3 separate regions of the Homo sapiens genome follow, and regions 2 and 3 are each linked to region 1. Evidence: chromatin loops called from intact Hi-C (ENCODE). Cell type or tissue: PC-9. All regions are shown on one strand.

Region 1 (8,000 bases):
TGGAGAGCAGAAGCAACTTGTCCAAGGTCATACGCAACTAGAAAGGAGTGTAACTGATATTTAAACCCTAACAGTCTGGTTCCAGAATCTGTGCTTTTAAAGTCAAGATGAAAAGCATGTCTGGGCCTTGACCCTTGGAACCCACCCCTACCACACAGGCTTTAGCTAGCAGAGGGGCAGCAAAGGAAGACAGCAAGAGGTGGCCTCTGGTCGTAGCTCTTTGTGGTTTGCCAAGGCTTTCTGGTTCACTGACTCAAAAGGGTTTGGGGCTTTACAGACTGGTAAGATCTCCCAAACTGGGTAGTTGTACTTTAATTTTGTTAAGTAAAAACATTTTTAAAAATCTGCTAACATCACTATCATTTCATAAAGTAAATGTAATTTCAATGCAAATAAACCCCAAGAAAGACACAATCTCAGAGTACAGTCCAGGCCTTTAGGTTGAATAAATCTACCTTTGTAAACACCTCCTTTCGTTGTCCTGATTTTCCTCATCTCACCGTGGGCTGGTGAAAACGTCCTCATGTGTAGCACCTGTTTAAGGACTGCCATCCAGGAACCACTGTGGTACTTCATACGATCCCCATAAACCCTCTGCAAGGTAGACAGGGAAAGTCTTGTTTACCCCACTCTACTAACGAAGAAATCGAGGCTCAGAGAAGTCTTGTTTAAGGACACACAGCCTGAAAAATGGCAGGGCCAGGTTACAAACCCATGTTTTCAGACTGCAGGGGTCCAGTGCTCTTTCCTTCTATACCTCAAAGCGTTCACAAAATGCACTCACTGACCACTGGCTTGGTTGCTGTGTGAGGACCTAAATGTTCAGAAAGAGAAGAAGCATTTCCAAGTGCCATTTCCATTGAATGGAGTAGTGCAGCTGGCTGAAAGGTAGCCCCTGGATTCAGGGCGAGATGGGAAGCCCCTCAGGGGCAAGGTCGGAGTACATTTCCTCTTTCATTCCCGGGCTCAGCCCACACAGGGATGAGCATACGGGGCTGGCAACAAGTCCTTGCAGCTTAGAAGTGTGAGTGTGGTTTCTATTTATTTATTTTTAATTAAGAAATTTTTTTTTAGAGACAGGGTCTTGCCATGTAGTCCAGGCTGGTCTCAAACTCCTGGGCTCAAGCTCTCCTCTCACTTCGTCCTCCCAAAGTGCTGGGATTACAGGCGAGAGCCACTGGGCCTGACTGGAGTATGCTTTTTTTGGTTTGTTTTTGAGACGAAGTCTTGCGCTGTCCCCCAGGCTGAAGTTCAGTGGTGTGATCTCAGCTCACTGCAACCTCCACCTCCCGGATTCAAGCGATTCTCCTGCCTCAGCCTCCTGAGCAGCTGGGATTACAGGCATGTGCCACCATGCTCAGCTATTTTTCATTATTTTTAGTAGAGACGAGGTTTCACCATACTGGCCAGGCTGGTCTCGAACTCCTGACCTCAGGTGATCCGCCCACCTCAGCCTCCCAAAATGCTGGGATTACAGGTGTGAGCCACTGAACCTGCCCTGGAGTATGGTTTTAAATGCTAGTTTTTATCTAACAGAATTTTACTGTGGTAAGAAGGGAGGAAGAAAAAAAATCCCAGACTTAATTTGAGAGGATGTTACTGGGAGTTGGGAGAAAAGGATGAAATCCAGAGAAGACTTGATGGAGGCACCCTGGGCAGTGAGGGGAGGAGGGAGGCAGCAAAAGGGGCCTTATCCCTGAAGGAGGACAGCTGGCAGGGAGGCAGGAGCATTGTCTGTGGTGTCCCACTGTCTTAGGATCAAGACCACACCCCTGATATTGCCCCCCAGTGCCTAAGGCCTTGCCCTGCCTACTGCCCTAGTGTCACCTGCACTACTCTTGTTCTGGGTTTCTGAGCTCCAGACACATTTCCTTAAAGATATCCCCATGGGACCCCACCTCGGGGCCTTTTTGTTTTTTTGTTTGTTTGTTGTTTTTTTTTTTTGGCAGGGTCTTGCTCTGTTGTCTAGGCTGGAGTGTAGTGGCACAATCACAGTTCACTGCAGCCTCTACGTCCTGGGCTCAGGCAATCCTCCATCTCAGCCTCCTGAGTGGCTGAGACTACAGGTGCACACTGCTATACCCAGCTATTTTTTTTTTTTTTTTGTAGAGACAGGGTTTTGCCATGTTGCCCAGGCTGGTCTCGAACTCCTGGGCTCAAGCCATCCTCCTGCCTCGGCTTCCCAAAGTGCTGGGATTACAGGTGTGAGCCACTGTGCCGGGCCCACCTCAGAGCCTTTGAGCATGGCATTCCCGCTCCTGGGTTTCCACCAGTACTTACTAATGCCTATTCATCTTTTGGTGACTTCCCTGACTCCTATCTACCAGCTGGAGGCGTAGACAGCCCAGAGCCACATCAGCCCACTTCCAGAAGCAGTGAGCATTTCAATGTCCACAGTGTGCACAGGCCCCAGGGGCAGTGGCTTCACCAGGAGGTGCTCATGAAGCCCACAGTAGCACCAAGGAGCACTCCTTATCTTGTCCTGGATGGAGTCAGCACCCTGAGCCTTCCCTTCAGATCCTTGTTATAGTCTGCAATTACGTATCTGGGTGATTGTTTCATTAATGTCCTTCTCCCAACTAAATAGTCAGCTTCCTTTTTGTTGGCCATGGTATCTGCAGCCTAGCACGGACCCAGAGGCCTGGACGGTGCCCGCTAAGTGTTTGTGGAATGGCTTCCTTCCTTGTTTTGCCAAGGGGTGCCAGAATGTGCCACTGGCATTTGCTTTTCATTTACACTATTCTTGTGGCTAGGGTGGAGTGGGTTGGAGGTCATGGCCATCTCTAGAGAGCTGTTCCAAGACTACTTGAGCTTGTGTTTTCTTCCCAGCCCAAGATTCAGAATCCACTGGCCTTGAGTTCGCCCTGTCCTGGGGACAGTGGGACCTGTCACCTGCTGGCCAAGGTAGGGCTCCAACTTTGTGAAAAGTACATGCGGCAGGTCTGACCCTTAAACAACTCTTCTGACGTGTGGAATGCAGGGCTGGGTGGGAGCAGCCGGCACACCTGTCATTCACTGTTTAGCCACTGAAGGGCAGTGTTGCTCCACAGGAAGGGGCCAGGCAGATGTGCGCCATCACTGTGGCTCCCAGGTCGGAATGAGGATATTTTAGCTAGTCCCTACCAAGCACCACTGGTGTGCTAGTCACTTTGAATATAGTACTCGTGCAATCATGCAAGAGAAAGTTGATGACCCGTAGTGTAGTGTGGTGTAGTGTGGTGTAGTGTAGTGTAGTGTAGTGTAGTGTAGTGTAGTGTAGTGTGTAGTGTAGTGTAGTGTAGTGTGTAGTGTAGTGTAGTGTAGTTTTTGAGACAGGGTCTCACTGTTGTCCAGGCTGGAATATAGTGATCAGGGCTCACTGCAGCCTTGACCTCCGGGGCTCAAGTAATCCTCCCGCCTTAGCCTCCCAAATAACTGGGACTACAGGTGCACACCACTACACTTGGCTAATTTTTGTATTTTTTTTGTAAAGATTGGCGGGGGGGGGGGGGTCTCACTGTGTTGCCTAGGCTGGTCTCGAACTCCAGGGCTCAAGTGATTCTCCTGCCTCAGCCTCCCAAAGTACTGGGATTACAGGTGTGAGCCAGCACACCCAGCTGACCCTTATTTTAAAGATGAAGTAAAGAAAATCGGAGAGATTAAATGATGTTTTCAATGTTTCATGACTAGTAAATGGCTAAGCCAGAAATCAACCTCAGGTCTGCCTAAATCCCAAACCCCGTCAGTGCCTTCACCTGCTCTCCCTTTGTCACGATGGCCAATCTTTTCTAGCATGTCTTCCTAGCAGCCACCTGCCAGGGTAGTGCTGAGTGCACAACCTTGTCTCACTCAGCTGGCTCAATTTAGCCAACTTTTGATTACCGAAATTAATACAGGGGTCACTGACTTGGGTCTAAAATTTTAAAATGGGTTATTAAAATGCTTGCTTTGGCCAGGCGCAGTGGCTCATGCCTATAATCCCAGCACTTTGAGAGGCTGAGGCAAGAGGATCATTTGAGGTCAGGAGCTCGAAACCAGCCAGCCAACATGGTGAAACCTAATCTATACTAAAAATACAAAAATTAGACAGGTGTGGTGACACTCACCTCTAGTCCCAGCTGCTCGGGAGGTTGAGGCAGGAGAATCACTTGAACCCAGGAGGCAGAGGTTGCAGTGAGCCGAGATTATGCCACTGCACTCCAGCCTGGGTGACAGATTGAGACACTGTCTTGAAAAACAAAATAAAATAAAATGCTTGTTTTGATTCTAGAGACTGTTATTCGGTATGCATGGGATAGGGGGAGGAGGGAAAACAGATTTGTCCTTCCATAGTCCTCTCTCTGATCTCATTCTGCAATCTTTCCTCCCCCTTCCCCACCCAGCCCTCACACAGCTGCCAGGCAGCTTTCCAACAGATTTGATCAGATGGCTCTCTCACTACTGTACTGGGCCCCCTGTAGCTTCTGGAAGAAAGTCCCACTCCTTAGCAAGCAGCCCAGGTGCTTCCTAAGCTGCCAGCTACCTTGCCGCCAGACTTCTTCCCCACTGGCTTACGAGGGTGCACTGTCAGCCCCAGCCCCCTGAGCCACAGCATTCAGTATCTAAAGCTGTAATCTCTCCACTGCAGAGTGAGAATGAAGATACTGGCCACCCAGGTGGTTGTAAGGCTAAAACCACCACCTTTAAAGATCGCTTGGCACAGTGCTGGCCACAGTGGGGCTCATCACCACGTTTCTCACCTTCCCTTCCTCAGCCCTTGGAAATGTGCAAGTATAGTACAACCTACAAAGGCAAATCCATGTGGTATAGTGCTCTGCACAGTGCAATCCCTGTGTAAACATTTCTAGACACAGAAATGTCAGCTGGGGCATTATTTTGCTCAGGCTGACACTGAGGAAGACATTTCCTGGATTTTTTTCCTGTGCCCATGGTGAGGTCCAAAGTGACCCAAATACCACCTAAATCCCTGGATGCTAAACTCCTTGAGGGCAGAGACAGAGTTATGAACCTCTGGGTCTCCCCATAGGTCCAACCCAGCACTAGGTCTTCAGTGGCGTCTCTAAGAATGTCAGTTGGTCAATTTGTTATTCAATGGGCACATGACAAGTTGCAGGAGTGCACAGGTGCTTTCAGGGTATCATCATCTCAAACAGAAACAGCATTGTTTCAAAGAGCCTGTAGGAGTCCAGAAGAAATACAGGACTTTCTTCTTCCTTTTGCAAAAGCTGGCAGTTTAAAGCCACAGGGCATTAGATCAAGAATGCCATGAGGCTGACCAGTGAGGGGCTTGACTTTGAGGGCTCTGGGCTGGTTGGGCTGGCCATGCTTACACTTGGAAAGCAGTAGGACCCATTCCCTGGTTTTGAGCATTCAAAGTAGCCTTGGCTTACTCTCTGCTCTGAGTTCTCACTTCAGTCTTCCTATTCTGAGGTTCAAAGAACTGCAAATAGTCCTCAGACAAAGCCTGTGGGGTGTCTCCCCAGATTCCAGGAACTCTCCAAATCAGATAGACCAGGATTATGAAACTCAGCCTCTTCTATGAAGGGTCCCACTGGATCCCATAATAAGTGGGAATTCTACCCTCAGCCCAGACTCTCCGGACTCCAGCCCAATCTCAGTCTTAACCTCAGGGTTCCAGCTTTCCTCCGTCCATTGCCACATCAAACTCACCTGTTCTGGGTTTGCATGTCAGGTACATTTTCTGATCAATATGCATTTGCCTATTCCTATTCTGTGACTAAGGTATTCCTTGGGTATTGATGGGTCTGCCTGCGTGTGTTCTCAAATCTAAAGTCATCAGCTACCCTTTGAACATTGTAAGCATGTTATATACAGGTTATTTTTGCCTTTAGTTATCTCAGTAACATTATATTCCATGTTATATGGCATTTAAACTATCTGGGTGGTCTTGTATATAATACTTTACTTCCTTCAGAACCACAGGAAAAACTAATTGCTATTACTTCTGTGAGAGATGGGGATTCTCAAGGGACTTGCCCGTCAGTTTACAAAGTAGTGATGGGGCTGGGCGTGGTGGCTAATGCCTGTAATCCCAGCACTTTGGGAGGCTGAGGCGGGCGGATCGTTTGAGATCAGGAGTTCCAGATCAGACTGACCAGCATGGGTAAACTCCATCTCTACTAAAAATACAAAAATTAGCTGGGTGTGGTGGCGCATGACTGTAATCCCAGCTACTCAGGAGGCTGAGGCATGAGAATCACCTGAACCCGGAGGCAGAGGTTGCAGTGAGCTGAGATTGCACCACTGTACTCCAGCCTGGGCAACAGAGGGAGACTCTGTCTCAAAAAAAAAAAAAAAAAAAAAAAGGAGCAAAGCCTCTGGCTCTTGTGTCAGCAGTCTCACCAGCCAGGGCTCTGTTTGTGTTCTGTAGTAGCCCCCACAGGGCTACAGGCGAATATATTGCAGTTGCAGCCAGTAAGGATGATGCAACTGAGAAAGGCTGGCGGGCAGGTGGGTGCAGCCGGGGATGGCCAGGGATAGCCAGCCAGGCAGGGAACTCCTGAGCTGAGACTGCTGAAAGATGGATACTTCTGGGCCCCAGAAACAGCTCTTGGCTCCCAAATACCCTCTCAGCTTCCTGAAAACCTCTAAATAGCTAGGCGCAGTGGCTCATGCCTGTAATCCCAGCACTCTGGGAGGCTGAGGCAGGCGGATCACTTGAGACCAGGAGTTCAAGACAAGCCTGGCCAACATGGTGAAACCCCATCTCTACTAAAAATACAAAAATTAGTTGGCCATGGTGGCACGCACCTGTAATCCCAGCTACTCGGGAGTCTGAGGCAGGAGAATCACTTGAACCCAGGAGGCAGAAGTTGCAGTGAGCCGAGATTGTGCCATTGCACTCCAGCCTGGTCGTCAGAGTGAGACTCCGTCTCAAACAAAAAACAAGAAACAAAAAACAAGCCTCTAAATAGGGAATAAATCTTTACAGTTCAAGTTGACAGACCTGGGTGCAAATCCCAGCTGGGCTCCTCACTGGCTGTGTGAACTTGGGCAGGATACCTAACCTCTCTGAAATTTTGTTTAATCATATGTTTTTTAAAAATTTTTAAATTTTTAATTTATTTTTATTTTTGAGACAGTCTCACTCTGCCATCCAGGCTGGAGTGCAGTGGCGCCATCTTGGCTCACTGCAACTGGCACTTCCCGGGTTCAAGTGATTCTCCTGCCTCAGCCTCCCAAGTAGCTGGGATTACAGGCATGTGCCACCGTGTCCAGCTAAATTTTGTATTTTTAGTAGAGATGGGGTTTCATCATGTTGGCCAGGCTGGTCTCCAACTCCTGGCCTCAAGTGACCCGCCTCCCAAAGTGCTGGGATTACAGGTGTGAGCCACTGCGCCCGGCCTTGTTTAATCACATGCTGGATGGTGATTTAAATAGTATCTATAGGTTGTGAGGATTAAATTTAAAAATAACATAATAGGCTGATCACATTTTCTGGCTTATACTACTCAACAAGTCGTTGTTTATTGTAAATATGCTGATGGTAGGGTTATGGTGTTTTTTATGTTTTCTTTTTGCTTCTTTGGGTTTTCAGCAAATTAACATGCCTTGCTTTTGTAGTAAAAACGAAGAAAAGATAATTTTATCTTTTGAGATGGAATCTCTCTCTGTCGCCCAAGCTGGAGTGCCGTGGCCTGATCTCAGCTCACTGCAAACTCCGCCTCCCAGGTTCAAGCCATTCTCCTGCCTCAACCTCACAAGTAGCTGGGATTACAGGTGTGTGTCACCACGCCCGGCTAATTTTTGTATTTTTAGTAGAGATGGGCATGTTGGCCCAGGCTGGTCTCAAACTCCTGACCTCAAGTGATCCACCTGCCTTGGCCTCCTAAAGTGCTGGGATTATAGGCATGAGCCACGGTGCCCAGCAAAAAAAGATGATTTTTAATAATAAAATGTAGGCTGTGTGCGGTGGCTCACATCTGTAATCCCAGCACTTTGGGAGGCCGAGGCGGGTGGATCACCGTGGTCGGGAGTTCGAAACCAGCCTGACCAACGTG
Region 2 (8,000 bases), 690 kb after region 1:
TACAGACATGTTTTCTCTGACCCATTCCTGAGAGCTGGGGGTAATTAAGATTGAGTTTAGAAGGCAAATTCCTGCTGCTGTACATGGTCCACGGTACATGACCAGTGAATGGTCAGTACATGGTCTACGGTACAGGCTGGCCACATGCCTACACCATATCAAGTGCTATGCTCCCCAATACTCATTCGTTACTTTGCCTGCTGACTTTCTAGAAGGGTATTCTTGTATACTTTCCAAAACGCTGAAGCCGAAACTATGACTATGTGTAGCTTATCTTCTCTTAGGAACTTTTATTTTGTTTTGCCCTCTTTTGGCACAGATAGGTTTGTGCTTGCTCCTAAGCTTTTATGTTAAAACTTTCATGCTAATTTATATATAAAAATTGCAGAAAATATTAAACATACAATTGACAGATTTGATGACAGTAAAAAACAATAATATGAAGTAGGCTATTTCAGTTATCTCAGCAGAGGTGGGAGCAGGCAGTAAGAAAGGACTTGAAAAATGCAGTGGGTGTTACAAGACCCAAGGAAGTTTTGAAGGCACACAACACACACTTCACATCTCCCCATAAAGACATTTCTCCCTCTGTTCTTATGCACACCCTTCCCTCTTGAAATGTTCAATTGTCTGATCTTTTAAGTGTCAACTCTAATGTCTCTGCTTTAGAGAGGCCTACTCTGACCACACTCCTCACTCACTCTCTGTCACTTTTCACACTCTGTAAACATCTTGTTTACTTGGTTACTATGTACCTTTGCATAGTCACCACCTCAGTGTAAGCTCTGTGAGGGAAGAGAGCTTGTCTTGCTCACTACTGTATCCTTGGTGTTTGAAAGCGTCTGGCAAATATTAATCTCATCAAAAATGACGTTGAATGAATATTACTGAAGGAAGTTGGTTTTTCAAGTGAATGAAGAGGAAGCAAAAACAAAGTTGAAAACCACAAAAAAGTTAAATTACTTTTGAAACATGGAACCTCATTCATATTTGTTCTCTAAAGGTTTTGTCTTTTACATCTAAGTCCTGGGTTTGATTTTTGTGTGTGTGTGCACATATGGTTAAGAGATAGGAATCCAGTTTGAATTTACTGATGAATTTCCCCAGTGATCTACAATACTACCTGTCATATATCACTTTTACATATATGTAGTTATCTACTCCTGGTCTGTTTTTGTGTTGAATATCGTCTCAATATTTCAGCTTTAAAATATGCTTTGACATGTGGTAGAGCAGGTGTGTTACGAAAAATTTTAGGCCGGGCATGGTGGCTCATGCCTGTAATCCCAACACTTTGGGAGGCCGAGAAGGGTGGATCACAAGGTCAGGAGTTCAAGACCAGCCTGGCCAATATGGTGAAACCCCGTCTCTACTAAAAATACAAAGATTAGCTGGGCATGGTGGCAGGCGCCTGTAGTCCCAGCTACTTGGGAGGCTGAGGCAGGAGAATAGCTTGAACCCGCGAGGCAGAGGTTGCAGTGAGCCGAGATCGCACCACTGCACTCCAGCCTGTGTGACAGAGCGAGATTCCATCTCAAAACAGAAAAAGAAAAATTTTAAATATATATAAACGTAGAGAGAATAAGTTCTTCTGGAACTTTGGGTATATATCAGACCTTTTCCTTCTATTGTTCATGTCTCAATTTCTATTTCATATTTTTTTTCTAATGTCTTTGCTCATGAGTGATAATTACCTGTCATTTTGTTTTTTTTTTTTGAGACGAAATTTCACTCTTCCGCCAAGGCTGGAGTTAAGTGGTGCAATCTCGGCTCACTGCAACCTCCGCTACCGAGTTCAAGCAATTCTCCTGCCTCAGCCTCCCAAGTAGCTGGGATTACAGGCGCGTGCCACCACATCTGGCTAAATTTTATATTTTTAGTAGAGATGGAGTTTTGCCTTGTTGGCCAGGCTGGTCTCGAACTCCTGATCTCAGGTGATCCACCTGCCTTGGCCTCCCAAAATGCTGGGATTACAGGCATGAGCCACTGCGCCCGGCCTGTCATTTTCCTTTCTTTATAATACTTGCTTGGTTTTGGTAATTAGCCTTTTAAGTATTCTCATTTTTTCATTGTTTGAAAAAGTTGTGCAAGTTTGGAATTAGCTGTTATTAGAATTTTGGTATAACTTGCCTATAAAATCACGTCATTCTGGTGTTTCAATTATTGTTTTTTTAAGGAAACTATCCATTTCTTCTATTTTTTCAAATATAGATGCAACAAAGATCACAAAGAGACTGTTATGAGCTATCTTAACTCAATATATCTATTTTTTGAGACAGAGTCTGACTCTGTTGCCCAGGCTGCAGTGCAGTGGTGTGATCATGGCTCACTGCAACCTCCACCTCCTGGGCACAAGTGATCCTCCCACCTCAGCCGCCCAAGTAGCTGGAACTACAGGTGTGTGCCACCATAGGCAAGAGCCACTGCGCTTGGCTTTTTTTTTTTTTGAGGCAGGGTCTTACTCTGTTGCCCAGGCTGGAGTGCTGTAGTGTGACCATGGCTCACTGCAGCCTCAACATCTTGAGCTCAAGCAATCCTCTCATCTTAGCCTCCTGAGTAGCTGGGACTACAGGTGCACACCACTACATCTGGCTAATTAAAAAATTTTTTTTTGCAGAGACAGGGTCTCATGTTGCCCAGGCTGGTCTTGAACTCCTGGGATGAAACAATCCTCCTGCTTAGGCTTCCTAAAGTGCTAGGATTACTGGCATGAAACACCATGCCTGGCCTGTTTGTCATATTTTCTATCATTGGATCTTTGTGCCTAAGTTTTTGGAGAGGTTTCCAATTTTTTTCTTTCCCACTGTTCCTGGGGCTAAGGCCACGATACAAAAGTATTCCCACTGTCTTTCTCATCATATGCGAGGGGATATTCTAGTAAACACACTGAAACTGCTGCTTTTCAGGGCTCCATGCTTTGGGCACATATCTCTGATCTAACCTCCTCAACTTGCTCAAGTCCTGGGCTCTGTCTTCCACGCATACGATACCCTTTAAAGCATAGGCTTTAGACCCTGAGGGAATGGCGGATATTCCTAGGGCAAGCATTAGTACTTTTTTTGAATTTGTACTTGCCCTTTTTTCTAGCCTCAGAAGATAATCATTACCTCTTGATAGTTTAATCATACTCATGTTTTAAAATTATATATATATTTCCATATGTATATGCACAAGTGTGTTTATATACCTATTTTTTCAGGCTTTTTACTGTTGTTTAGCAAGTTTCTCTGGCAGTTGTTAGAAACTTGTCTATCTATCTGATCTTTAAATTGCTGTAATTGTAAATCTCTTAGCATGGCAAATTAAAAACTAAGAAAAGAGCATCATTGCCATCTGGTGGAGAGACCTACTATTACCAATCTAAATGAGACCCAATGATTCAGGCAAGGCCTTCTCATTCCTCCCACATTTAGTAACTGAGTCCTGTCAAATCTTTAATTATTAGGTCTTTCAAATCTGTCCCTTGACTTCCATTCTCCCAGTGCCTTAGTCTAGTTTCTTTTTTTTTTCTTTCTTTTTTTTTGCTAAAATCATTGCTTTTGAATTGGTCTCCTTCTTCTTCTTCTTCTTTTTTTTTTCTAAAGAGAAGGGGTCTCACTTTGTCACCCAGGCTGGAGTGGAATGGCATGATCACAGCTTACTGCCACCTTGAATTCCTAGGCTCAAGGGAACTCCTCCCATCTCAACCTTCAGAATAGCTGGGACAACAGGCGCATGCCACTGTACCCAGCTAATTTTTAAATTTTCTGTAGAGATGGGGTCTCACCATCTTGCCCAGACTGGTCTTCAACTCTTGGGCTCAAATGATCCTCTCGCCTCAGCCTCCCAAAGTGCTGGGATTACAGGTGTAAGCCACTACAGTTGGCTTTTCTCCCTTTAGTTACTATTCTTTCAAAATATTTTCCTTGTTCCTGTTGTCAATCTTATTTTTACACTTCCACATTAATTTGATGTTTTTGTTTTGTTTTCTTTGAGACAAAGTCTCACTCTATTGCCCAGGCTGGAGTGCAGTGGTGCTATCTGGGCTCATTGCAACCTCCACCTCCCGGGTTCAAGCGATTCTCCTGCCTCAGTCTCCTGATAGGTGAGATTACAGGTGTGCGCCACCACACCCAGCTAATTTTGTATTTTTAGTAGAGATGGGGTTTCACCATGTTAGCCAGGCTGGTCTTGAACTCCTGACCCCAGGTGATCCACCCACCTCAGCCTCCCAAAATGCTGGGATTACAGGCATGAGCCACTGCACCCGGCCTTAATTTGATGGGTTCTGTATCAAGTTCTTGCTTATGAGCAAAAACTGTGGAACCAATAACAGCAGTCTGGCTAGAGATGAGAACAATGTAGAAGTCCAATAAATGCTGTCTGAATTGAAAAAGTGGCACCATTTGCTCATTTGCCTAATTTATCTAGGAAGCAGTACACGCGCAGAAATTCCCAAGCTGTTTTCTATAATAACATATTAATGAACGACATTCACATGTGTAATACTCCTGTGGGCTTACCCAGAGTTTTTTTTTTTAAACTTAAAATTATTTTTAATTACAAAAGGCATACATACCTAACACTTTAAACATTCACAGTTTTGTGAATGAACAAATACACTGATAATGCTGAGTGCCAGGGTTTTGACTGTGGAAGAAGATAAAAGTAAGGAATAGGAAAAGGCAAGGAAGAACCCTGTAGCGGTTGGACTGGAACTGGAGATATCAGGAAAACTTGTGATTTCTAATACATGTTTCCTAGCTCTTTCTGTCAAAGGGGCCTAAAAGCAATGACAACCCAGGAGGCTCAGATCATGGTTTCTAAAAACCATTCTCCACTAAAAGAAACTAAGGCTCTTTGGAGAAATGGCTGATTCCAAGGCTTTAGTAGAATATTTTCCTTATAGTAGAATGCCACAGAATAAACACAGAAATAATAATACAATTGGAAGAATCCCCACTTGGCAACACCAGAGTAACAATTAATTCCACCAAGAAATATCACTGGATGCTAAAATGAGTGTGTGAAAGTTTGTTGAGAAACAAAATAGTTATCATCTGAAAGTATTTCCCCACAAAATGCTTACTAACTTAACGTAAAAAATTAGAAACTTTACAGTAGAGTAATATAGCAGATATCACCTAATACAAGTGATCAAAATTAACATCCTTGTAATGGGACAACTGACACCATGATACGGTGCACTGAAAAGAACAATGCCATTTCTGTGGTATCCCCGCCAAAAATGTATAAGCTCAGTCTAATCATCAAGAAATACCAGAAAAACCCAGATTAAGAGTTACTCTATAAAAAGTCTACGGGTTGGGAACAATAGACACTGAGGACTACTAGAGGAGGGAGGGAGGGAAGGTGCAAGGGTTGGAAAACTACCTATTGGGTACTATGCTCACTACCTGGGTGTCGGGATCAATGGTGCCCCAAACCTCAGCATCACGCAATATACCCATGTAACAAACTTGCACATATACTCCCTGAGTCTAAAATAAAAGTTGAAATTAAAAAAAAAAATACAACTGGCCCATAACCTTGGCATTTTGAAAGACTGGCTGAAGAACTGCTCCAGAATAAATGAGACTACAGACATGACAACTAAATGTAATGTTACTCCAGAGTGGATCCAGATCAGACTTTTTTTTTTTTTTGCATATTACTGAAACAATTAGCAAAATATGAAAAAGATTTGATAATAGTAAAGTATTAATGTTAATTTTCTGATTTTGGTAATTGTGCTATGGCTATGCAGGAAAACACCCTTGTTCTTTGGAAATACAAACTTAAGTAATTGGGGTAAAGAGGCACCACATCTAGTAAGGAATATTCAAATGGCTCAGAAAAAAGTACTTACTCGAAGTTGATGATAAAGGGAAACCTCTTCCTTACAGTAGAATGATGACTAATTAATACAGAAATAATAATAGAGTTAGAACAATCACAATTTTGGAAACATCCTAGTAAAAATTTATTCAGACAAGAATCGTCAAAGGATGCTAAACCTAGGAGGGGTAGATTTGATGAGGAACAGAATTGTCAACAAGGTCTCAAAGTTTCTCCTCACAAATTACCCACTAATTGCAAAAGGAAAAACAATAACGATACACTGGAGAAACTGGACATCTTACCCAAGTGATCAAAATTAGCATCACCAATAAGGGACAAATGGACATTCTGTGCATCTGGATGTATACCTGCAATACATATCACTTACAGCATTTCAACCCTCACTGCACTACCCCAATCTAACCATGAGGAAACATCAGAAAAACCCAAATAGAAGGATACTCTATCCTTTAGCTGTCCTGTATTTTTCAAATATATTACTATTATAAAAAACAAAGAAAAGCTGAGGAACTGCTCCAGATTAGAGGGTTATGGCAATACAACATATGATCCTAGGCTGGATCGTGGAGCTGAAAAAAATTACCAATAAAACAGCAAATGAAATTGAAATATGGACTGTAAAGTATTATGGCAATGTTAAATTTCTGAACTTGATAGCTGTACTTGGGTAAGACAGCATGCTTGTTCTTATGAAGTGCATGTGTAGTGTTAAAGGGTAAAGAGTATGATGTCTACAATATACTTTCTAATGGGTCGAGGATTCTAGGATACACACCCCCAGTTAAGGGAACTGGGAGTTAAAAGGTATTCGAAGGCTGCCATAAGGATGTAAAGAGTTAAGTCTCTACCCTTACACCCACTCCAGAGAAAAACAGTACTATTAGCTTCCTGTGTTTTCCACATGGATACAAAAACTTTTGCACACATATGTAATTCTTCTATCATTCTGACAGCTATATATTCTAATGGATGAATATATAAAATGTACTTAAGTGTTCTATTGGCATTTGTTTCTAGTATCTTTTATATTACAATCTGATATCTTAACAGATTCTTTCATCACTTTTACATTTATTTTGATAAAAGTTAGGTTTGGCTTTAATTCCTTGTTTTTAAACTTTTTTTCTGCATTTTTCAACTCTGGCTGTGGCATAAGGCCTTAATTCTGTCATCTTATTTGGTTATAGTGTCTGTTTGTATGTCTTCCTTTTAAAAATATTTTATGTTCATGTTTTGTTTTAGGGTTTTCCTCCTCATCTAGTAAATACTTCTATTCAATTTATGACCATCATTATTATTATTTAGAGAATATGGAGATGGTTCTGAGGTACAATACAACAAAAATCTTCATAGGAGAACCTAAGTGCGGCCACTGGATGATCCATTCATGGAAGGAGGCTACTCAAAGTATGAAGATAAAATGTGAGCTGGACAAGAACTACAAAACACGCTGAAAGAAATCAGAGATGACACAAACAAATGGAAAAACATTCCAAGCTCATGAGCTAGAAGAATCAATATCATTAAAATGGCCATACTGCCCAAAGCAATCCACAGATTCAATGCTATTCCTATCAAACTACAAACATCATTTTTCACAGAATTAGAAAAATCCTGCCGGGTCCAGTGGCTCACGCCTGTAATCCCAGCACTTTGGGAGGCTGAGGCGGGTGGATCACAACGTCAGGAGTTCAAGACCAGCCTGGCTAAGATGATGAAACCCCATCTCTACTAAAATTACATAAATTAGCTGGGCATGGTTGGCGGGCTCCTGTAATCCCAGCTATTTGGGAGGCTGAGGCAGGAGAATTGCTTGAACTCAGGAGGCAGAGGTTGCAGTGAGCTGAGATTGCACAGCTGCACTCAGAGCCTGGGAGACACAGCAAGACTCCGTCTCAAAAAAAAAAAAAAAGAAAAAATCCATTCTAAAATTCATATGGAACCAAAAAATCAATCCTAAGCAAATAAAACAAAGCTGAGGTATCACATTACCTGAGTTAAACTATACTATAAGGAAGCTACAGTAACCAAAACAGCATGGTACAGATATAAAAACAGACCCATAGACCAATGGAATGGAACAGACAGAAATAAAGCTACACACCTACAGCCATCTGACCTTTGACAAAGTTAACAAAAATAAGCAACAGAGAAAGGAT
Region 3 (8,000 bases), 430 kb after region 1:
AGGGAACAAGGTAACCGTCTCTAAAGGGACAAAGATGTGGTGGATGCTAAGCCAGGTGCCCCTGGTCTTTTCTTAAAGGGTTTTGGAAGTGCCTATTCTTGTAGCCTGTGGGTTAATGGGAACCCAGGAACCCATCCATGACAACCTCGTCAACAGCCCAGCCTTGGGGTCCTGGAGCAGGTCACGGGACGGGAAGAAGGTGGCGCAGGTGGAGCAGAGGCTGATGGTAACTGCATGGAGTCCAGCTGGGGAAGTCTAAGGCCACAGCTGACCACCTCCCCTGCCTCAAGGTGGGGCCTCCAGGCTACAGCTCGGGCACCTGTGTGCCTCCCTCTCTGCTCTTCTCACAGTTCATCCCCTCCAAGAAATCAGACCTGCCCAGCCTCACTGACCACAGCTTCAGAGCTAGGCCTGGATGCCTACCCAAGCTGGGCCAACACATACTCTCCCCTGGGATTTGACAGGGCCTGAGAAGCACAGCGGCAGGCAGGAGGCATGGGAAGGCACAGGAGTGGTAGAGCTCCGTGCCCTTGCTACTCAATGTGTGGGCCACACACCAGCAGTGTCACCCAGGGGTTTATGAATGTGGAACATCAGGATCCACCCAGGTCAGTTGAGTCAGAATCTACTTTTTTTTCCTCCAGATCCCACAGGACTGAAGAATCTACTTTTCAACAGATCCCCAGTGATTTGCATGCTCATTTAAATTTGAGAAGCTCTGCTCTGGAGAGGTCCCACAACACTTATCCCCAAGAGGCCTGAGCTGCCCAGTTCCTACTGCTCTGAGAAGTGGGGTTCCATGCTCCCTTGGATTCAAAGGCTCCTGTTGACTTGCCTTTTTCTAACTCTGGCCAGCTTGGTTTCTGTATTTCTTTTTTTTTTCTTTTTGAGACGGAGTCTCACTCTGTCCCCCAGGCTGGAGTGCAGTGGCGCAATCTCAGCTCACTGCAAGCTCCGCCTCCCAGGTTCACGCCATTCTCCTGCCTCAGCCTCCCAAGTAGCTGGGACTACAGGCACCCGCCAAAACGTCCGGCTAATTTTTTGTATTTTTAGTAGAGACGGGGTTTCACCGTGTTAGCCAGGATGGTCTCAATCTCCTGACCTCATGATCCACCCGTCTCGGCCTCCCAAAGTGCTGGGATTACAGGCGTGAGCCACCGCACCCGGCCTCTGTATTTCTTTTAACGAAGAAAACCTAATCAATGCACACGGGCAGGTCTGGCGGGGACAGTATGATTCAAGGGGAGGCTGACCTTGCCCAGAGCATCAGGCAGTTTGCCATACAACCAAACGCCCCCCACAGAGGGCCAGTCCTTTGTGTTCATGAATGTTTTGAGTCAGGGGAAAAAATAAATAGGCCAGGTGTGGTGGCTCATGCTTGTAATTCCAGCACTTTGGGAGGCCAAGGCAGATGGATTGCTTGAGCTCAAGAGTTTGAGACCAGTCTGAGCAACATAGTGAGATCTTGTCTCTACAAAAAATAAAAAATTAGCCAGGCATGGTGGTATATGCCTGTGGTCCCAGCTATTTGGGAGGCTGAGGCAGAAGGATCACTTGAGCCTGGGAAGTTGAGGATGCCTTGAACTGTGATCACACCACTGCACTCCAGCCTGGAGGACAGAGCAAGACCTAGTCTGAATAACAAATAAAATAAAATAATAAATAAATAAATAAATGCTCTGAGTCTTGTTAAATGAAAATCCTCCTGAAATGAAAGTTTCTAGTCATTTATCCTTTAGTATGAAGTACCTTCTCAGATTCTTGCCAAAGAGACCACTTTCTAGGTTGGACATAGGAGAAGTCACAGAAACCTTTCTATTTTTACACTTTGATTAAAGGCCTGGCTCTGCTTCCTCAGAGAAGGCCTGTATTGAAATTGCCCTGGGGCTGTCTTTTTTTATTTTTTATTTTTTGAGACAGGGCCTTGCTCTGTCGCCCAGGCTGGAGTGCAGTGGCGCAGTCTCCGCTTACTACAAGCTTGCAACCTCCGCCTCCTAAGTTCAAGGCAGTTCTCCTGCCTCAGCCTCCAGGGTAGCTGGGATTACAGATGCCCACCAACACACCCAGCTAATTTTTTTTTCCCTTGAGACGGAGGCTTATCCTGTCGCCCAGGCTGAAGTGCAGTGGGGCAATCTCGGCTCAATGCAACCTCTGCCTCCCAGGTTCAAGTGATTCTCATGCCTCAGCCTCCTGAGTCGCTGGGATTACAGGCGCCTGCCACCATGCCCGGCTATTTTTTTTTTTTTTTTTTGTATTTTTAGTAGAGACGGAGTTTCCCATGTTTGGCCACGCTGGTCTTGAACTCCTAACCTCAGGTGATCCACCTGCCTCGGCCTGCCAAAGTGCCAGGATTATAGGCATGAGCCACCGCTCTCTTTATTAAAAGAGAGCTCCTGGGGCTCTCTTTTAATAAAGTGCAAAGTCCTGTGTCTTTTCTCATCTGGGAAGCCCTCTCTGCCTTGTCCAGCCATGGTCACCTGTCCCTTCTCTGAGACTCCAGAGCAGCGATCCTTTACCTTTTGTGTGTGTGGACCCCCTTACAGAACAATGTTTTCAAATGCATAAAATAAAAAACAAAGGATTTCGAAGAAATTAATCATATTGAAATGTAAGCATCAAAATATTTAAAAATGAGTGATTTAGTAACATATGTGCTTATTATTTTTCTTTTTATAAGCCTTTGTCAGAATATATGTGCTTCCTAATTAGCATAGTAAGATCTAGTAGCAGGTCTACCAATCTCTTGTCATTTCTTTTTTTCTTTTTTTTTTTTTTCGAGACAGAGTCTTACTCTGTCCCCCAGGCTGGAGTGCAGTGAGGGATCTCGGCTCATAGCAACCTGTGCCTCCTGGGTTCAAGCTATTCTCATGCCTCAGCTTCCCAAATAGCTGGGATTACAGTTGTGTGCCACCACACCTGGCTAATTTTTGTATTTTTAGTAGAGATGGGGTTTCACCATGTTGGCCACGCTGGTCTCAAACTCCTGGCCTCAAGTGATCCGCTTGTTTCAGCCTCCCAAAGTGCTGGGATTACAGGAGTGAGCCACTGTGTTGGGCTCAATCTCTGTAATTTCAAAATAGTGATGGCTCTGTCGCCCAGGCTGGAGTGCAGTGGCGCAATCTCGGCTCACTGCAAGCTCCGCCTTCCGGGTTCACACCATTCTCCTGCCTCAGCCTCCCGAGTAGCTGGGACTACAGGCGCCTGCCACCACGCCCGGCTAATTTTTTTGCATTTTTGGTAGAGACGGGGTTTCACTGTGCCGAAATTTTTATTGTCAATCCTGACAATCATTGAACCCCTTAGTTCTCTTAATACATTTGTCATTTACAGATGAACCTCTAGATGGCGGCAGTGTCCCACAGAATGTCCTTTTCCAGGCCTTAGTATCCCATCCAGGGTTTTTACGTGTCACTTCTCTTTCATTCCTGCAAATGCCAGGAATGACTCCTCTTCACCTCTCCCTGTATAAAATGGCCACCAGAAAAACTCCACAACACACACACACACACACACACACACACACACACACCCCAAAATCACTCGAAAATGAATAAGAATGTGAAAAGAATCAAAACGCTCAGACTTACCTGCTTTGGGGAAAGGAATTATTAGCCTTTCCCCAAACATAAGTGATGGTCAGACAAGGGAGAGGTGATGGTGGTGCTGTGGACCCTGTAAACCCTGAAGTGTCCAAAGCAGTTTGCACCTAGACCTCGGAGAGGGAATCCACGCCCTGTCAGCTCCCTTGCCACTGTGCTTTCTTGCACCAATACAAATACCTCCTGAAAAATTCCAAACTGGTAGCAGCTGAGCAGACGGGAAAAGGCATTTTCCCCACCCTTTCATGAGGATGGCTAACCAGCGGAGACGGCCACCCCAGGGGCGGCAGTGAGTGTGGGGATGAGCAGATGAGCGACGTGGGATTCAATGGCACACAATCTGAATTTGGACAACCGGGTAGATTGAAAGGGCCAGACCCCGAGGGAGAGAGAGGGAGGGCGCTGACTGCTTTGCTCCCTGGGGCTTCCATGGGAACATGAATCCTTAAGTTTTAATTTCAGCAAGTCCTCCAGAAGTTACCAAAGCTGAGAAAACTCTCCTGCTACCATTCCTCTTCAAAAAGTCTGAGAAAGCTAAAAGTCCAAAGGAGGTGAGAAAATAAGGTAACTTTGCTTTGTAAAATGTTATCCATCCTCTTGCAACACAAGCACCAAAGAGAAATCAAACAGGTTTATTTATTGTCAAGCCTTGAGAAACAGACTAAGATAGTAGTGCTGTACCATTCTATGTTGTGAACTTTTTTTTTTTTTGAGACAGGGTCTCACTCTGACACCCAAGCTGGAGTGCAGTGGTCTCAGATCACTGCAGCCTCGACCTCCTGGGCTCAGGTGATCCTTCCACCTCAGCCTCTCAAGTAGCTGGGACTACAGGCACATGCTTCCATGCCTGGCTAAATTTTGTATTTTTTCTAGAGACGGGGTTTCACTGTGTTGCCCAGAACTCCTAGGCTCAAGCGATCCACCTGTCTTGGCTTCCCAAAGTGCCAAAATTACAGGCAGGAGCCACTGCACCCGGCCTGGTGAAAACATTTCAATATCCTCAAGGATCTCTCCATATTGTGAATGGTATCAGGAGCTTCAGACTTGGGATTCAAGTCCCAGGCAGGGTTCTTACCAGTTACATGGCCTCTCCAAGCCCCAGTTACCTTTTCTGTAAAGTGGAGAAAGTCTGGCACCTACTTCATTGGGTTGTTATGGAAATTAAATAGAAAGTGCTTGGTGCAAAACCTGGGGCATTTATTGATGACTAATTAATAAGTTGTCTATTTTGATATGTTGCTAGGCATGTATTCATTCAACCAAGCCTGCTGGATCTCTGAGGACATAAATTAAGATGAGTAAGACCCAACCTCAGGCTTCAAAGAATAGAATATTTACTGTGCTATTGTAAAACTGGGAGATAAAGGAGTGTATATACACCCACTGATAACATATTTCATGATTCTTAGATGTACTTTTTCATAGTTTAACATCTTTGACAACAGTTTTTATTTCTTGATGGTAAAAAAAAAGTAATGATGTGACTTACAATCAGTAGAATCTTAGATTTGGTGAAAAGCAGCATAAGCATAAAGAGAGTTTAATGACAGAGACAGAGCGATCAGCTTACCACCATGATTCAGCCCATAGGAACCCAATCAGAATTCCAGTACAGGGGACAGCTACAGAATGCTGTCTTCTGTCTCCTGAGACATGTCTGCTCCTCCCTGCAGTGCTTTTGGGAGACAGGAGTGGGAGAGGCCTTTGATCTTGGTGCTGAGGGCTGGGTGGTACCTAAATTACAGTGCACGTATAGGTCTTTGTCTAGAATGCAGATCCTCAGCCCCTGCCTCAGAGGATCTGGTTAGGTTGGTCTGAGGGTGGAGGCCTAAGTGATCCAACCAGCTCTGGGTCCTTCCTGGTGTGAGGGGATTCTTTGCTTGGGGAGGAGTGTCACTGCCCTGGGCTCAGGAAATGATCTTTACCCGAAATTAGGAAACCTGAGCTTGCATTCAAATGCAGCTCCTCCAGTAGTGTGCAGAGGCTAGCTCATACCGGTGGGCATGAAATCAGCCACAGTGGGAGCATTTACACCACAGTAATGGGCAAGCTTTTTTTTCTCTCTTTCTTCAGAGTCACTTTACCAGCACAGAACTGTGACTTTTCTTCAGTTGGGTAACCTCGAAGATATCACTGAAACTCACTTCAAGCCTGTTTCTTTCCATCTGAAAGGGGATTATTATATTTCTAACCTCACAGAGCTGTGGAATAAATGAGTCTTCAAGTATGAGAAAGCATCTAGCCCAGTGCTAGGCTCTAGTGATTAGTAGTTTATTCTTTCGCTCTAGAAGTTTCCTATAATGTTTTCTCCTTAGGAACTTACCAGGGTGAGAATGAAATGAAATGAACATACTTCATGATGAAATTCAAATCTCAGTGTGGATGATTAGCATTTAGCAGGAAGGATAATGGTAACTTTATGTAATCTTTTACAGTTTAACAAGCTGTATTTCATGTGGCATAAGCTTACACCACAAACATTTTCCAGATGAGGAAACCAAGGCTCATAGAAGTTGACTTGCTCAGAGTCATGTGGTGTTTAAACGAGGCAGAAACAAAAACTTTCGATGTACTGCTGTCCCTCAGTGTCCATAGCAGATTGGTTCCAGGACCCACCCCCCAAGGACACTGTGGATACCAAAATCCATGGATGCTCAAGTCCCTGATAAAAAATGTTGTATTATTTGCATATAATCAATACACATCCTCCTGTGTACTTTAAATCATGTCTAGATTACTTATAATACCCAATACAATGTAAATACTATGTAAATAGTTGCTAAGTTGTATTGTTTACAGAACAATGTTGAGAAAAAAAGTCTGTGCATGTTCAGCACAGACACGATCCACTTTTCCCCTGAATATTTTTGATCTGTGGTTAGCTGAAATCCACGGATGTAGAAAACACAGATACAGAGGGCCAACTGCGCTTCCCCCCATCCCATCCCATGACAGTAAAGCCTGTGTACAGAGACCTGGGTGGGCAGGTGGTGTTAAAACAAACCTAATACCCAAACCGACAAAATTCCTAACCAAAGCTTAAAGTTTAGTTGGAAAGCTTAAATACCCACATGGGAATCTCCTGAGGATGATGACCAAGTCAAGCCCTGGAGGTCGCCATTGGCAGATGGGCTAGTGAATTCCCTTGCCCAGACACATCGAGGGCCATGCAGGATAGTCTCACATCCTTCACACTAACCACCTGCACAGCTACCGTCTTCCTTGACTGGATTCCTTGCCTGCATTATGGTTCTCTGATCGTCACCCCCATCTTTGTAGAGAAAAGCAGCACTCAGGCTGAAGCATCATTTCCTTCTCACTCCCTTGGCTGCACTTAGCCTCTCAGTTTTTTCCAAGACAAACATAAAATTCTTGAGAGCTGAGACTGTCCACCCTGGTGTGAATGCAAATGGTGGTTTAGTTTTTGGTTTCTCAAAGTCTGAACTTTACTGCCCAAGCTGCTTATAGACTTACGAGCTGATTAAAATAAAGGAAAAGAAAACCTCTCCCAGCTGAAAATATGCCCCGGACCTTTCCAAAGTTTAAGTGAAGTTGAAATTCAGCAGCAGTTGGGCTGCAGTTGAGAAAAGGGGCTTTGAGCCAGATCCAGCCTTCATAGTAAGAAGGTGGTAAAGGGTCCAGCCTTGTAGCTCCAGGAAAGACAGTATCTTCCCTTTAAAAGAGAAAAAGTTAGCTTTCAAAGTGGATTCTCTCAACCTTGGGCTTTGTGGAAATGTAGAAGCAGCTACCTTCCCTTTCTTTCTTCTTCTTCTTCTTCTTTTTTTGTTTTAGAGTCGGAGTCTTGCTCTGTTGCCCAGGCTGGAGTACAGTGGCACAATCTTGGCTCACTGTAACCTCCGCCTTCTGGGTTCAAGCAATTCTCCTGCCTCAGCCTCCCAAGTAGCTGGGACTACAGGTGCCCACCACCACACCCGGCTAATTTTTGTAGTTTAGTAGAGACAGGGTTTCACTGTGTTGCCCAGGCTGGTCTCAAACTCCTGAGCTCAGGCAATCCACCCGCCTCAGCCTCCCAAAGTGCTGGGGTTACAGGTGTGAGCCACCGTGCCTGGCTCCTTCCCTTTCTTAAAGGAGTATGCCACTGCAATTCAGAGTTCCCACCATTTCCCAATTATTACTGCCACTCCACTCACCTGTAGAATAGACACCCATTAAAAACTCTTTCAGCCTTAGAGATTCCATGATTAAGATATTTATGATTCATCCACATTTTGAAATACAAAAAAATCATTTTGTTCAAAAATGCTTGCTGCTGTGGGAAAATGCTCACAATATAATGCTCTACACACTGCTGGTACTGGGAAGTCATGTACTAAAATGTGAACCATGGTCATCTCTGGGCTTTGAGATCACCAGTGACTTGTGTTGTTTTCACTTTCTGCA

The links. Peaks named below come from ENCODE experiments on the same cell type or tissue, not always from the same donor. Only the 100,000 strongest peaks of a DNase experiment are listed, where the experiment ranks them.
Region 2: it touches region 1 in a loop (12-fold over the local background); 23 of 110 quality-filtered maps call a loop at or near these places.
Region 3: it touches region 1 in a loop (9-fold over the local background); 6 of 110 quality-filtered maps call a loop at or near these places.

The regions. Positions count from the first base shown.
Region 1 is chr2:47,318,325-47,326,324 of GRCh38, reverse strand. All of the region lies in intron 3 of EPCAM-DT (EPCAM divergent transcript), which reads left to right. Among named protein-coding and RNA genes, the nearest start is that of BCYRN1, 13 kb to the left of the region's middle. RefSeq lists enhancers at 2,720-2,879, 2,861-3,155 and a silencer at 2,861-3,155. In PC-9, CTCF peaks have their summits at 2,813 and 3,012; DNase peaks (open chromatin) are centred at 2,994 and 5,154; H3K27ac peaks cover 785 bases.
Region 2 is chr2:46,627,866-46,635,865 of GRCh38, reverse strand. It overlaps CRIPT (CXXC repeat containing interactor of PDZ3 domain), which reads right to left. Exons shown (of 5, transcript NM_014171.6): 5 at 5,690-8,000. Among named protein-coding and RNA genes, the nearest start is that of CRIPT, 15 kb to the right of the region's middle. In PC-9, CTCF peaks have their summits at 3,124 and 3,328 (motif pointing left); a DNase peak (open chromatin) is centred at 3,325.
Region 3 is chr2:46,884,552-46,892,551 of GRCh38, reverse strand. No RefSeq gene overlaps it. Among named protein-coding and RNA genes, the nearest start is that of MCFD2-AS1, 11 kb to the left of the region's middle. RefSeq lists a silencer at 2,064-2,248. In PC-9, a CTCF peak has its summit at 3,346 (motif pointing right); DNase peaks (open chromatin) are centred at 3,371 and 5,509; H3K4me3 peaks cover 357 bases.